Linked DNA regions of Homo sapiens: region 1 is linked to region 2. The links are chromatin loops, found by intact Hi-C in ENCODE. Cell type or tissue: CD4-positive, alpha-beta T cell. All regions are shown on one strand. Links, peaks and the distances in the headings refer to the core of each region. The heading gives the core; the rest is flanking DNA. Region 1 overlaps DNAH10 (dynein axonemal heavy chain 10). Region 2 overlaps SCARB1 (scavenger receptor class B member 1).

Evidence for each region. A loop is a pair of places that touch in the nucleus more often than their neighbours do. Peaks named below come from ENCODE experiments on the same cell type or tissue, not always from the same donor. Only the 100,000 strongest peaks of a DNase experiment are listed, where the experiment ranks them.
Region 1: it touches region 2 in a loop (2.8-fold over the local background); 9 of 110 quality-filtered maps call a loop at or near these places.

Annotation. Positions count from the first base shown.
Region 1 is chr12:123,903,536-123,908,535 of GRCh38, forward strand. The region is part of intron 57 of DNAH10 (dynein axonemal heavy chain 10); the gene reads left to right. Among named protein-coding and RNA genes, the nearest start is that of DNAH10OS, 29 kb to the right of the region's middle. RefSeq lists an enhancer at 4,307-4,601. In CD4-positive, alpha-beta T cell, for the core only: CTCF peaks have their summits at 1,981 (motif pointing right) and 2,180; a DNase peak (open chromatin) is centred at 1,996.
Region 2 is chr12:124,767,289-124,778,492 of GRCh38, forward strand. It overlaps SCARB1 (scavenger receptor class B member 1), which reads right to left. Exons shown (of 13, transcript NM_005505.5): 13 at 9,568-11,204. Among named protein-coding and RNA genes, the nearest start is that of SCARB1, 91 kb to the right of the region's middle. RefSeq lists enhancers at 4,789-4,858, 6,980-7,139, 7,150-7,199, 7,260-7,419 and a silencer at 6,775-7,069. In CD4-positive, alpha-beta T cell, for the core only: CTCF peaks have their summits at 4,726 (motif pointing left) and 4,925; DNase peaks (open chromatin) are centred at 4,713, 7,043 and 7,623; H3K4me3 peaks cover 752 bases.

The sequences.
Region 1 (5,000 bases), core at 1-5,000, 870 kb before region 2:
CATTTCCAGCCAAGGAAGCTTTCAAGGAGGGTGAGAGTAGGTCACTATTGAGGCCCCCATACATCTTGCAAATCAATCTGTAAGATGACCCTGTCCCCCACACCAGAGGGCTCATCTGCTGTCAGCGAGGGTAACGTGGTGTGGCGTGGGCTAACAAGCTTTCTCCTCGCATGGCTTGGCCTCCCCAGGGCACTGTTCCTGGGCTCTGATGGTCAGTTGAGTCTTGTGAGTAAAGCCCTGGGAGGGAACACTGTCCTGGTGCCAGCCTCCGCCCACTGCCTCTGCCCCTGTGCTGCCTGGCCCCGCACAGACCCCTCGGCGTGGGAGCCTCAGCTCTCTCCTTCCCCACTCTTCATCCAGAAGGAGATCAGTCTTCCTGGCCCCACACACGGGTCTCGCAGCCGAGAGGCTCCGTTCCTGGGTCAGTAATGGGCTTCCATTCTGGGCTCCCGCTGGAGCGGTGCATGTTCCCTGTGCTTCCTATTTCTCTGCCTCTGTGCTGCCTGTGAAGGCTGAGCAGCGCTCCTTGTCCAAGTCCGTGCCCTTGTTTTCTTATTGGTGAAACATTTGTGAATTTGAGCATGGAATTCAGCTCACTCCAGGACAGAATGACCTCCCGGTTCATTCTTGGGAGGTCACTTGGAGGTGCTGCTGTGGTCAGCAAGAAGTCATTAGTTCAGTGTTGAGGATGGTGTCAAGGAGGGTATAAGGATCGATGTATTAAAACTTCAGCACTAGGCGTTGGAAGTTTAGGCTGAGGTACCAGGACACAGTGGAAGTGCACACCCAGCGGAGGGGTAGGAGACACGGTCAGCACACACATCCTCCAGGGAAATTTCTAGCTACCGGTGATAGGATTTGGGCCACTGCTCCCAGGTCAGCAGCATAAAAACATCGTGAAAGCAGAGACTAGGAAGGATTTTTGAAGGGGATTTATTTGAAGAGAAGGAACGGTGAGTCCCTTCCATCAATCCAAGGTGGAGGAGTGGGGGGGAGCTTCCATGGGGCCAAATAGAGGGCGTGGCATGTGTCCCCTGCAGTGAGACAGGCATTGCAGACAGGTGCCCCGCTCACCCCTGAGAAAGCCTAAGTACAAAAGGAATAATTTTTACACATTCATACATGGCTCTGCCTCTTTGCTGTGTGACGTTTAGCAAGTCATCTAACCTCTCTTTGCTCCAGTTTCTTCATTTGTAAAATGTGGATAAGAATTGTCTCGGCTGCATCAGGGTCTTCATGAGGATCATATGAGCCTATATGTGAAGAACTGGGCTGGGCACATGGTCAGAGCCATGTAAGCATTAGCTGTGATTATGGCTCCAGCATCCAAAAGGTATGCTGGGAAAAGCCCACGGCCACTGTGTCCTCTATCAGCTGTGGTCACCTTCCCACACTGCAACAGGTAGTATGGGTATATCATTTCTCATATACACTTCCTGAGGATTTTCATGCATGACCAAGGCAACCAGGTACACAAGGGTCTCTTCTCTTCCTGACTTCAGGTTCTGAGGGTTTGGAGAGCAGGGGATGCCTGCAAATCCTTTTTTCCTTCTTTTATATACAAATTATAACACCCTATGCATATCTTTCTGCATCTTTTCTGCTTAGCAGTATATTTTGGAGAGCTTTTGCATGTTGATGTATGATGAACTTCCCCGATATTTTAGAACATTCCTTCACATTCCATTGTGTGGCTGTGCCGTAATTTATTTAACAAGGCCTTACTGATGAGTTTGTTAAATAAATTGATTGTGTCTCCAGTCTTTTGCCTTTACAAACAGCGTGGCAAAGAATAAATCTGACCATAGTTCATTGTGCACGTGGGCGAGTCCACCTGCAGGATACATTTCTGGAAGTGGAATTGCTGGGTCCCAGGGTGTAGGCATTTATAGTGTTCATAGCTGTTGCCTAATCCCCGCCGTGGGGATGGAACCTATTTATCCTCACCAACAATCCAAACGAGTAGTACCTGCTTTTTCCTAGACTTACCAACAGGGGGCGCGATCACATGTTGGGATTTTTGCATATTTTGTAGATGAGTGGTACTTGTGTAGTTTTAATTTGCATTTCTCTTAGTGTGAGTGAAGCTGGCCTTTTTTTTTTTTCCTATGAGAAAAGTGTGTCTAAGAGTTATGTGTATTTCCTTTTCTGTGAACTTGGTTTGCGTATCTATTGGGTCGTGGTTATTGTTGCTTTTTATTTCAAAACCATTTCCAGGGGCTTTTTATATAATGGGGAGCTCAGCTTTTTATCCATAAGGTGAGTTGCAAATCTTTTCCTGGTTTGTCATGGGCTATTTGACTTTGTTTATGAGGTTTATGTGTGTGTTTGTTTTTGCCATCTATGTTTATTTTTATGTGGCAGGTTTTAGCAATATTTTATTTTGTGGCTTTTTTTTTTGAGACAGAGTCTTGCTCAGTCACCCAGGCTGGAGTGCAGTGGCACGATCTCGGCTCACTGCAACCTCCGCCTCCCGGGTTCACGCCATTCTCCTGCCTCAGCCTCCTGAGTAGCTCCAGCCTCCTGAGTACCTCCAGACGCCCGCCACGACGCCTGGCTAATTTTTTTTTGTATTTTTAGTGGAGATGGGGTTTCACCATGTTAGCCAGGATGGTCTCGATCTCCTGACCTTGTGATCCACCCGCCTCGGCCTCCCAAAGTGCTGGGATTACAGGAGTGAGCCACTGCGCCCGGCCTTTGTGGCTTTTTTTAAATTTATTTTTTGAGACAGAGTCTCATTCTGTCACCTAGGCTGGAGTGCAGTGGCGCGATCTCGGCTCACTGCAACCCCTGCCTTCCAGGTTCAAACGATTCTCCTGCCTCAGCCTCACAAGTAGCTGGGGTTATAGACACCCACCACCATGCCCGGCTAATGTTTGTATTTTTAGTAGAGATGGGCTTTCACCATGTTGGCCAAGCTGGTCTCAAACTCCTGACCTCAGGTGATCCACCCACCTCAGCCTCCCAAAGTGTTGGGATTACAGGCATGAGCCACCGCACCCGACCTATTTTGTGGCTTTTGGATATTGTGTCCTAGTTAAAAGGCCTGATCACACTGCAAGATTGTAAAATAATTTCCCCATGATTTCTTTTGGTACTCTTATGTTTTAATTTTTTATATTTAAATCTTTTATCTATTGAGGATTTTTTTCCTGGGGTTCTGTGTGAGTTTGGATCCAATTTGAGTTTTTCCAGATGAGTAAAATCTGGCTTTTCTCAGGTCATTTGGATGTTAAGCGCAATGAGCCGGCACTTACATCTTGACAATTTTATAATCTTTTAAGTCCTTAAAAAGCGCTTCCTTCTTATCATACTCAATCCTCTTTGTAGAAATCATTAAATGTTAAGGCAGGAAGATGAAGAGTCATGAAGATTAGAAGTAGATGTTTCTCTAACTATAAAACTATAAAAGCCTCCCTTTGTTGCTGGCTCTTGAGTTTCACTTTTCTTCCTTTCATTCATTCAGTAGTCAGTGGGTGTCTGTCCCCCACCCCACCCCTGCCCTGAGCAGGCACTGGGGCCCATCAGCAGTGAGGCAGGCAGGGTCTTCACTGCGTGGCGCTGACACTCTGTTTTCCTATAGGAATCCCATGTGCATGGGGAAATTATGTAGGATTAGGTTAGGAAGGAAAGGTCCTTGCTGCTCTGACAGTGGATGTTGGGACCTGACCTAGTCATGGTCATGGAGGGCGGAGGGGGCACCTTCTCTGAGATTGCAAGGAGCTCGGCTGGAGAAAAAGCAGAGACAGCTGGTGTGTCAGGGGTAGAGTACTGGGAGGTGGGGAGTGGGGTTTATAAGGATTATTTTCCTCTAGGGAGGGTAGCATATCATTCTCCCTTTCTCATTCCTGAGTTTGTTTTGTGATAGAAGAAAGGAATCAAATTAAACAGACATCTCCCTTTCTCTTGACTTGCACCCTCCACATTTCACACACCTTGGTCATCCGGCATTGTGGAAAGTGGTATGTTCTGGATAAGTGAGATCCCAGAGCGTGGCCTGCAACCCAACAGCAGAAAACGTCACTTTGGTAGACTCAGAGGATTTGGGAACTGGAAGGTTCCAGTTCTGCGTCTCTACTTCACAGATGGGGAAACTGACGCCCTGGCTGGTTCCTAACTTGCCCAAGGGCTCAGGACCCCGCCGCAGGCCTGGGCTCCTTCTGTCTTGAATCTGAAAACATCTGCCCCATTCTTTCCCCACCTGCTTGTTCACAGAGCGGTGGCCGGGGCCTGGTTTCCATCCACCCTGAAGGGACCTTTTAAAGACACTTGACAGCCCCGCCGCTTTCCTAAGCAGCCAACACCAGCGTGATCGAGCCTTTTCCCGGGGACTCAGGGCCTTTCTTTCATCACTGGGCTTTGTGCTGAAGTGTGGGCGCCCTCCCTCCTGGCTGTTGCCCTGGCTTGTCCGTACACTATGGGGCCTTCTCTCCTCTGCTGTCTGTGTGGGAGTGTGTGAGGGTTCCGGGGTCAGGAGGGGTGGGGGATTTGCTCACTGCAGAAAGCCTCCAGGTTGCTGTCTGCTCAGGCTGTCTCCTCCCTGTCTCTCTGTCTCCTCCCTGTCTCCCTGTCTCCTCCCTGTCTCTCTGTCTCCTCCCTGTCTCTCTGTCTCCTCCCTGTCTCCCTGTCTCCTCCCTGTCTCTCTGTCTCCTCCCTGTCTCTCTGTCCCCTCCCTGTCTCCTCCCTGTCTTCCTGTCTCCTCCCTGTCTCTCTGTCTCCTCCCTGTCTCCCTGTCTCTGTTCTTGTGCATGTGTCTCCCCCTCTGTCCCTCCATCCCCCTCTTTCTTCTCTGGCTCACCCCAGCCTCCTACCAGAGCACAAATGCCTGGGCCCCTGCCTGGCCGCCCCCACACTGCATCCATGCCCTCCGGGACCTCTGTCTCCTGCTCTTCTCTCCTGCTTTTCCTTCCTCTCCTGCTTTGCCTTGTCTGTGCTGTTCTCTTCCACTTCTGTCTTTCCATGGCGTGGTCTGGGAGACTCCTGTGGCTTTCACTGACCTT
Region 2 (11,204 bases), core at 2,731-7,730:
AGACTGATTTGCATGCATGCCCATGGACCACGAACCCCACAGAACTCGGTGCCTGCCTTCAGCAGCGTAAAGTCTAAAGAGGGAGACAGCGCGACCAATTGCTCACACACACAAAAAAGATCCACCTTGCAAATATAGCCTCACCCCTCAGCCTCCGTCTTCCCATCTGTGAAATGGTCCCCTCAAGTCTCCCTGCTGTACAGGTCACTGGATAGCTCCATGAAACATGTGCTCCCCTGAGCATCAAAAGGGGCTGCTGTTATTTGTGCTGTTGCTACGTTGGGATTCCTGGTGGTGCTTTCTCTCTCTGGCCTCTCACATTCCAGATGCCCTGGGGGTGGGTGGACCGGGATAGGGGATGAATCCGGTGTGGGTGACACAACAACCTCAGTGTCCTGACTCCTCCCTCTGCAGCCCCCACAGGGAGTTCACAGCCATTCAATCCATGCTGAGCTAAGCCCGGGTCTGCACTGGGGGATCGGGGCCCTACTTGCTCCCAGCCCCACCTTCCTGCCTCCCTCCTCAGTTAGTGGCACCTCCCTCTGGCTCACACTTGTAATCTCAGCACTTTGGGAGGCAGAGGTGGGCCGATCGCTTGAGGCCAGGAGTTCGAGACCACCCTGGGCAACATAGTGTGACTCTCTTTCTAAAATAATAATAATAATAATAATAATAATAATAATAATAATTTAAAAATTAGCCAGGTGTCCTGGCATGTGCCTGTAGACCCAGCTACTCGGGAGGCTGAGGCAGGAGGATTACTTGAGCCCAGGAGGTCGAGGCTGCAGTGAGCTATGATCGCACGACTGCACTCAAGCCTGGGTGACAGAGACCCTGTCTCAAAAACAAATGAAAATGGCCTGGCGCGGTGGCTCATGCCTGTAATCCCAACACTTTGAGAGGCCGAGGCAGGCAGATCACAAGGTCAGGAGTTCGAGACCAGCCTGGCCAACATGGTGAAATCCCGTCTCTACTAAAAATACAAAAATCAGCCATGCATGATGGCGGGCGCCTGTGATCCCAGCTACTTGTGAGGCTGAGACAGGAGAATCGCTTGAACCCAGGAGGTGGAAGTTGCAGTAAGTAGAGATTGCACCACTGCACTCCAGCCTGGGCGACAGAGCGAGACTCTGTCTCAAAAAAGAAAACAAACAACAAACAAGCAAACAAAAACAAATGAAAACTAACAAACAAAAAGCAGCCCCTCCCTCCCCCTGGCCGTCAGGCTCAGACACTTGAGAGTCTCACTGGACGCGTCCTCACCCCTCCCTTCCCACATCCAGTTTAGCACCATGTTCTATGAGCTCCAGCCCCTAAAAATACACCCCGCATCTGTCCCTTCTTCATCCACTGCTCCGCCCTGGCCCAGGCCACCACCACCACCACCACCACCATCTGTCACCAGGAGGAGGGCCACTGCCTCCAGCCAGACCTCCAGCATCCACGCCTGCCCCCGCAGCCTCTCCCACAGCAGAAACAGCAAACGCAGCCCTCCCTGATGGAAAAATCTCCAGTGGTTTCCCACTGTACTTAAAATCCTAACTGCGAGGCCCCCCAGCTCTCCACCTCCATCTCCCTCCAACCCCCTCCCACTGTGATCGTGTAAAATATTTATTTGGTCTTCTGCCTTAAAATCCTTGGAATCTCCAAAGTGTTTAGTTTGCCAATGACTCACTGGTGGCCAGCAGCCCCTAGGCAGCTTCAGGATGGGGACTGGTCTCAGGAAAAACCAAGTCAGCGCTACAGGACTGGGACTTTCAGCCCAGTCCCCAACCTCCAGCAGTGAGGGGAGAGAGGCTGAAGGTCAAACTGATCACCAATGGCCTGTGGTTTAATCAATCATGCCCATGTATACAAAAACCATATACATATAGAGAAAGAATGAATAAGACCTACTATTTGATCCCACAACAGGGTGACTATAGTCAAGAATAACTTGATTGTATATTTTTAAATAACTGAAGGAGTGTAACTGGATTGTTTGTAACACAAAGGCTAAATGCTTGAAGGGGTGGATACGCCCTTCCCATGATGTGATTACGTCACATTGCATGCCTGTGTCAACACATCTCATGCACCCCACAACTGTATACACTTACTATGAACCTACAAAAATTAAACATTTAAAAATTTAAAATGATATAATTTTAAAAATTACGCCCACCTAATGAAGCCTCCATAAAAACTCAAGAGGACAGAGTTTTTGAGCATGGGAAGGCTCCTGGAGGGTGGTGTCCTGGAGAGCATGGCAGCTCCATGCCCCTTCCCCATGCCCTTTCCCCGTGCCCCTCCCCCATGCCTCTCCCTAGCATCTCTTCATCTGTATCCTTCTAACATCCTTTATAATAAATAAGCTCAGTGCTTCCCTGAGCCCTGTGAGCCGTTCTAACAAATTAATTGAACCCAAAGACAGGGTCGTGGGAACCCCAATTCACAGCTGGTCTGTGAGAAGCACAGGTGACACATCCCAGGGCTTGAGAGGGGCATCGGGAGTAAGGGGCCGCCCTGGGGTCTGAACCCTCGACCTGTGGGGTCTGACACTGCCTCCAGGTAGACAGCGGCAGAATTGAGTTGAATCAGAGGGCCCCCAGCTGGCATCCGCTGCAGAATTAGGTGTTCATTTGATCTGCTGTGGGGGGAGCCCCCCATATTTGGTCACAGAAGTCTTCTGTGTTGATTGTTGTGGGGTGAACAGAGGAGGAAAAGCAGTTTGCGTTTCTCCCACTCAGTCCCACTCTCTGGGCTCCAGCCACAGCGCACCGTTTCTGTTCTGCGTGTTGCTACCCCAGGCCCTTTGCACATGTACTTCCCGGTTCCTGGAGTGCTCTTCTCCAGATTCCCATGAAGCCTTCAGGAGTTGGCACTTCTCAGAGGAAACTTCCGGAAATGTGCTCTCATCTAAGCAGCCCCCCTGCCCAGCACCTCTTCTCCGGTGCACCCCCTGCTCTTCTTTCTATCCTGGCATCGTTGCTTCCCAGAGTGACCTTACTCATGTGTGACCTTACTTATGAGTGACCTTACTCATACGTGACCTTACTCATGCATTTACTCGCCAGCTGTCTCTCCCACTAGAAGGCAAGTTTGTGAGGGCAGGGAGCTTTCTAGCTTCGTCCAGCTTTGTTGTTGTTGTTTTTCTTTTCTTTTCTCTTCTTTTTTTTTTTTTTTTTTTTGAGATGGAGTCTCACTCTGTCGCCCAGGCTAGAGTGCAGTGGTGAGATCTCGGCTCACTGCAACCTCTGCTTCCAGGTTCAACCGATTCTTGTGGCTCAGCCTCCCACAGCTGGGATTACAGGCGTGTGCCACCACACCTGGCTAATTTTTGTATTTTTAGTAGAGATGGGGTTTCACTATGTTGCCCAGGCTGGTCTCAAACTCCTGACCTCAAGCAATCCGCCCACCTCGGCCTCCCAAGGGTGAGCCACTGCACCCGGTCACCTCTGTATTTCTGAAGCGGATACCCTTGGTGTTCTAAGCAGATCCAAATGAATCCTCTTTTTACTGTATTTGCACACCCCTGATTTTGGAGCATTTTTGTATCCAAAACCCAAGACCTGTTGGTCTGCCTTTGAGAGCTGTCCGTGACCCTGGGCTGCTAGAGTCCCCTTTGCCCTCCTGGGACACTCCCTGGCCAGGAATCTTGGTCTCAGTGTCTGCTTCTGGGGAACCTAACCCAAGCCGATTCGCAATAAATATGAGGGTGTGTGACACACAGTGAGCACCCAAACAGCATTTGCTGAATGAAGGAATGAACAAATCGACACAGACTTCTCAGAGCTTGACTCCCTCTCAGAGCCCAGCAAGTGCTCTGCACACAGTAGGTGTGTGATAAATGTTTGCTGGAGGCTCAGCATTTGAGAGCTTTCATAATCGTCCCAGGCTGTGTACAGAATGCTCACACATCCATTTCTTTTCTTTTCTTTTCTTTTCTTTTCTTTTCTTTTCTTTTCTTTTCTTTGAGATGGAGTCTCACTCTGTCACCCAGGCTGGAGTGCAGTGGGATGATCTCGGCTCACTACAACCTCCACCTCCTGGGTTCAAACGATTCTCGTGCCTCATCCTCCCGTCTAGCTGGGATTACAGGTGCCCGCCACTACACCCAGCTAATTTTTGTATTTTCAGTAGAGACGGTGTTTCACCATACTGCCCAGGCTGGTCTCGAACCCCTGGCCTCCCACAGTGCTGGGATTATAGGCGTGAGCCCCCGCGCCCAGCCCTCACACGTCCATTTCGATTCCACCCTTACAGGGGTTCTCAAAGATTCGTACACAGCAATCTTCACTCCCACCTCACGGCAGTCTCAGAGAGGTTATGAATTGCTCCAAGGCCACCCAGCAACTTGAGCAGAGCAGGGAGTAGCACGCAGGTACTGGGAGTAGCACGCAGGTACTGGGAGTAGCACGCAGGTACTGGGAGTAGCACGCTAAGGAGGAGCAGACATCGTGTGACCCTGGTCGCCCTGTTATAGGGTTGTCACTCTTGTTCCCAAGGCCCCAGAGAGAAAGGGTTAAGACCCCTTTGAAAATCTGAAGACTTGAGGAAATGCTTCCCAGAATAAAACGCCCAGACACACACGTAAAATACAATTTCTAGGGGTCACGGGTTTCCGAAGCCAGGCTGTGGACCACAGCTTCCCCAGTTTAAAATCAATCCACTCCGCTCCAGGAACCGGGTGATCCGCAGCCCCTCCCAGGCAGCAGCCTCTGGACCACCTGTGTGCACAGCTCGCCCCCCAGTGGCCGAGCTCGGAATCGTCCTGAAGTCTCGCGTGCTGCAGCCAGATTGCAGGGGATCGCGGATGGAGAGACAAGTCGGGGGGACTTTACCCCCAGGATGGGGAAAAGTCACCCACAATTCAAGCAAAGATGACCCTTGTGACAGATTAACATTTCAGGGCCGCTACCTGGAGAATGGACGGCTCGGGACACGCGTGGGAGCCGGGAGGCCAGTGGACCAGACTGGCAGAGCCTTCAGGTGAGACAGGATGGCTCCAGGGCAGGGGCTCGGACACAGGGTCCCTGGCCCTGGACCCACCCACGGGGCCGCCACCTCTTGAGCCCCACGCTGACCCCGAGAGGCATTGTTTTCAGCCGAGGACCACCGCCCTGGCCCACTCCATTCACTATCCACTTCACCCATCTCTCCTGGGTGACATCGCTGCAAAGCAGGAGACGTCCCTGCAAAGCAGATCTGAGTCACCTGCTTTAAAGGAGAGAACAGTAGGTCTCCAGAGAGGCTGTGTGACTTGTCCAGGGTCCCACAGCTAGTAAGTGGCAGAACTGTAAAGTTGTTTGAGAGGAAGGGCCGCCTCTGTCTGGTCCACAATTGCACCCCCTGTGCCTAGCGCGTAGTGAGCACTGGATAAGTATGTGTTGAAAGAATGGGTGTCCGCGTGAGCCAAGGAGTACTAAGGAATGTGAGTAACCGCCCCGGCCAAAAATATTCGTTTCCAGCACAAGGGCATGTACCGGGGTTTATGCTGCAGGTCCTTGGAGTTTGGGGTTACAGCAACTGGTGTCAGGACTTCTGGTATTCTAGAACATTCTAGTATCAACTGAGATACAAAGTGCCCCAGGAGTCCTGAGACAGGGAAGAACAGCAAGCAGGAGTGATGGGGGAGGGGTGCTTCCTGGAGGAGAGGGCATGGCTGGAATTGCGCCTTTGATGATGGCGAAGACTGAGAGAGGCAGAGAGGGGGGAAAAGGCCACGCAGGGGCGATGCAGGCCGAGCAGGAAGAAGGGTGCATGGGACACAATCATGGGATGGTGCAGAGATTGCAGGTAGCAGGCTGCTTCGAGGTACTGGGAGGAACGTCCTTAATAGTTAGGTATTTATTTTAATGGCGACTGGAAAACTATTACTTGCCCAAAGGACCCATAATTTCACAGATATGACTGCCTTCCTTTTAAAATAAAATTCTTTAAGAAAAAAAGTAAGCCAAATTAAATCAACATGGTAAGTAGTGGAGTCCCATCGTTGGCAGGGGCTGGCGCCTGAAGTGAAGGCATGAGAAGAAAGTCTCGCAGAGTCAAAGATGCTCAGAATCAGAGACACTGAAGCTCGACCGGGTGTCCCGAACCCCAGCCCTCCAGCTGTGGGGCAGGCGGTGCTTCCCTCCCTGAGCCCTGGCTAAGGTCGTTGGCTGGGCTTAAGACCAAGGATGTGTCCAAACGCACACCCTACAAAAAAATCAAACCTCACTCAGAAGCAAGATGTTCACCCAATGAGACACACGGGAGGCTAAGTCCCTCGGGAACACACACACACACACACACACACACACACACACACACACCCCACACACACACAAACACAAGAATGACTTAAGGGCCAGGGCAGTGGCTCATGCCTGTTATCCCAGCACTTTGGGAGGCCGAGGCGGGCGGATCGCTTGAGCCTGGGAGTTGGAGATCAGCCTGGGCGACACGGCGAAACCCCATCTTTACAAAAATATACAAAAAATTAGCCGGGTGTAGTGGCACAGGCCTATAATCCCACCTACTTGGGAGGCTGGCTGAGGTGAGAGGATCGCCTGAGCCTGGGAGGTTGAGGCTGCAGTGAGCAGTGATTGTGCCAGCCTAGGTGACAAAGTGAGACCCTGTCTCCAAAAAAAAAAAAAAAAAAAAAAAAAAACCGAATGCCTTCTGGGGCCTGTCTTTTTTTCTGTTTTATGAGCAGGTAGACTTGAATGCAAGAGTTAAAACTGTCTGTGATGTGTTGCATACACAGATTAAGTCAAAATCCTCACCGTGGCTATCAAATAACCAAAGCTGGCCTCAGCTTCCCAGAGGATCAGACATGGGGAGTTTGAAGGGAACCATCCTCGGGGCCTGGACTCTCTCCTGAGCTTGTCACTCGCCTGCCATTTCCCCGGGCAGGTCACAAGACCCCCCACCCCTCCACTCTACAGCCAACGGGCAAAGCCTCCCTGACCTCCAGCCCCAATCAGAGGGAACTTCCCGGACACAGGTTTCGAGAACCCATCTAAAGATTGGGTAAGAAATGCTTTTGCAAGCCGGTGGTTTCCACTTTGCTGCTTTCTACAAATTTGAAGAAAGGTCAAACGGACCTGTCTGCTGGGAGATCAGTGAGAATCGCTTCCAATGACAGATCGCCGTGTGACATTCGCATACTACCCAGAAGGAGTATAAGAATTCCACTCCCAGTGACTTCCTTATGAAAACAAGGCTTCTCTGCACTTGCAGGGACAAAGAATTGATGGTAAAAATTGGTTTCATTCTAGCAATACGTGACAGTCATTCACGGATACATGAATTAATTGGGGGTGGAGAGGAAGTCCCACTCATCTCAGGACAAGAAGTATTTCTAAGCAAATAAAAGCCACAATGAGAAACCACTACGAAGGGCTGAAGTTTTTTAAAACTGAAAACACCAAGATGCTGGTGAGGACGCAGAGCTGATGGGAATGCAGCCTGGTACAGCGACTGTGAAACTGGCAGTCCCCCAAAAGTGAAACGCAGAGCTCCAGTTTGACTCAGCAGCTCCACTCCGAGGTATACACCCCAGGGAAATGAACGTACGCCTTCACACACAAATCTGTACATGAACGTTCACAGCAGCTTTGTTCATAGTTGCTGATGTGGTTTGGCTGCGTCCCTGCCCAAATCTCATCTCGAATTGTAGTTCCCATAATTCCCATGTTGTGGGAGGGAGCCAGTGGGAGATCATTGAATCATACGGGCGGTTAACCCCATACTGTTCTCCTGGTGGTGAGTAAGTCTCACAAGATCTGATGGTTTGATCGGGGGTTTCCCCTTTCACTTGGCTCTCATTCTCTCTTCTCTGGTCCCATGTAAGACATGACTTTGCTTCTCCTTTGCCTTCCACCATGATTGTGAGGCCTCCCCAGCCATATGAACTGTGAGTTCATGAAACCTTTTTTCTTTAAAAGTTACCCAGTCTTGGGTATGTCTTTATCAGTGGCGTGAAAACCAACTAATGCAATTGCCAAAGGCTGCAACCACTCTACGTGTCCCTCAATAAGTGAACGGCTGAAAAGCACTGGTGTGTGCACCCCATGGAGTTCTGCTCAGCAGTGAAAAGAAAGGAACTATTGCTACACACAACAACAGGCATGCATCTAGAGACAGTGCTGAGTGAAGGAAGCCAGGCTCAGAGGGTTACAGGCTGTAGATCCCATTTAGAACATTCTGGAAAAGGTAAAAATAGCTAGTGGCCAAGGGCTAAGCATGGGGATGAGGGACTTCCCTACAAAGTGGGAGGAAGGCAGCACAGGTCGCAGGCTGGGTGCAGTGGCTCACGCCTCTAATCCCAGCACTTTGGTAGGTTGAGGTGGGACTAATGCTTGAAGCCAAAAGTTTGAGACCAGCCTGGGCAACAGAGCCAGACCCCCATCTCTACAAAAAAAAAATTAGCCAGGTGTGGTGGCACACATCTGTGGTCCCAGCTACTCGGAAGGCTAAGTCAGGAGGCTCTCCTGAGCCTGGGAGGTGAAGGCTGCAGTGAGTCAAGATTGAACCACTGCACTCTAGCCTGGGCAACAGAGCGAGACTCTGTCTCAAAAAAAAAAAAAAAAAAATTATGGGAGCCCACTGTAAAACAAACAAAAACAAAGGGAAGACATGAGGAAATCTTGGGGGATGATGAAATTGTTTTGTCTTGATTGTAGGGGTAATGACTCAACTCTATAAACATGTCAAAATTCATGGAATTGTACACACACTCACACACAACTCTAATCTGTAAATGAAAAAGATATATAAAATGCATACCAAAAGGACATGCATTCCAATAAAATTTTGCTACTTTGATATGTCACATAAAACATAGTAATATAGTTTTGACCAATTGTGTCCTGAGACTTGAAAGGCAATCCAGATGGTATAGGCTAAATGTTTGTGTTGACCCAAAATTCCTGTTGAAGCCCTAACCTCCAGTGTGGCTGTGTCTGGAGATGGGGCCTCTAAGAAAATAATTAAATGAGGCCCTGATCTGATAGCATCAGTGTCCTTATAAGAGACACCACAGAGCTCTCGCTCTCCCTCTCTCTTCCCCCTTTCACACCGAGGAAAGGCCATGTGAGGACACAGAGAAGGCGGCCGTCTGAAGCCAGGAAGAGACGCCTCACCAGAACCCAACCCTGCTGGAACCCTGGTCTCAGACTTCCAGCCTCCAGAGCTGTGAGAAATAAATGGTTTAAGCCACCTATTGATGGTATTTTTTCTTTTTGAGACAGTGTCTCACTCTGTCTCGCAGGCTGGAGTGCAGTGGCATGATCACAGCTCACTGCAGCCTCAACCTCTTGGCTTCCAGCAATCCTACCTCAGCCTCCTGAGTAGTTGGGACCACAGGCGCCCACCACCACGCCTGGCTAATTTTTGTATTTTTTTTGTATTGATGAGGGTCTCACCATATTACCCAGACTAGTCTTGAACTCCTGGCATCAAGCAATCCTCCGGTCTTGGCCTCCCACAGGGCTGGGATTACAGGCGTGTGCCACCACGCCCGGCCTTGATGGTATTTTGTTATGGCAGCCCCAGACCTAAAAAAATTTACCCTTGATGGTCACAAGAAATAAAAAAAAAAAGTTTGCTTCAACTTATATATTTATGTTGCAGGCAAGTATAGGAGTGATTAATAAAAGGCTTAAAAGCATCAAATATAAATATCATTTAGATAAAATTTTAGGAGGGAAGAAGAAAGGAAATACAAGTTTAAGGGGAAAAGGGCTAACATTTCTGACCATAAAAGAGCTTGTTCGTATATTCTTTGAAATGTTCGGCAGTGAATACCCTCTCCTCTCCTAGTTAGATCCCAGCGGGCACACTTAAATACTGATGAAATGGTCTCATATTCAAACATCAACGATGATGACAATCGGAGAAAATTCCATCCTTTGCAATGATCTACACTTAAGATGAGAACTTTTAGATGGCTCCAATCTGTTCTCTTACCCGCTTCTCTTCTTCACCATTTATGTAACGAGCAGAAAGCAAAGGCCTAGAACAACACGGGGCATGTCCTATGGGCACCAGGATTTGTAGATAAATGCACAGAAACACATCCAGGGGGCCCCATGCAAAAGTGGCAAAAGCGTCTGCACTGGGGGCTGTGGGATGGGACTCAGACCCTGCTGCTTCTAAACAAGGGCGTACTCATGCAGTATTTCTATGAAACTCAACATTGCACAAGGTTGAAATTTGAAAACAACAGGAAGGTAAGCCAGCAGCCCGGCCCTGGGAGAGACGCTCTTGGCAGCCACCAGAAAGGAGCTATTGACCAAGAGAAGAGGAGCCCGGAACTTCCCAGAGGCCCCCACCCCCACGACCTCAGCAAACAAGGCTGTCACAGAGGCAGGCATCCCATTTTTTTAAACGTTTATTACTTCAAGAGTGAATTATTTTTCAAAGATGATAAAACTCATTTCTATTCCAGTAGAAAAGGGTCACAGGTTTGCCCCAGGGTCCAGGAGCGCCCGGAAGGCAGGGCCCCCAGGCCTCTTCACCTCAGCCTGGGCACCTATAATCTGAGGGACCCTGTGAGGGGGTGGGGGCAGCTCGGGGGCACAGCCTGCGGCCACTTCGGCCAGAGAGTGGCCGGCTCAGTCCATAGGATGATGTCAGTTTAGGCTGGAGGAAAAGGGCGCCAGACAACCCGATGCAGTGCCTGTGAAGACTTCGGGGGGATCAAAGTCCGGCCGGGGTGGGCGGAGACCCTCGGGCAGCTGCACAGGGCATCTTGTGCTCACTCCATTGTTTTCCGAGGCCTGTGTAAAGGCGCTTTGCCTGGCCTGGCAGGTAGACCAAGGCCAAAGCTCGTGGCCAGGGCCTGGGCACTGAGTCCCCACTGAATTTGGCACAGGAAGGCGGCACTCCCAGCCTGGCCCGTCCTGCATGGGGAGCCACCACACCGGGACTGCAGTGTTTCACCTTGGAGGGGAGGAAGCCTGGGCCCAACGGCTGAACGGGACAGGCCAGGCTCACCCGAGGAAGGGGACGCAGGACCCACAGCCCCTGTGGTCAGGCCTGTGGGCCACGTGGAGAGAAGGTTCCAGAACAGTGCTTGTTGACGAGCCTCTCCCTACAAGTCCCTTCAGCAGCAGCTCCATCCCTGAGTGTCTGCACAAGCCTGCACGCATGTGTGTATGTGTGCCAGGGCGTGTGTGCAGGTGTGCAACAGGCACATGGCAGCTGGGAGGCTCAGGCTGTGGGGCTGGGGGGCTGTC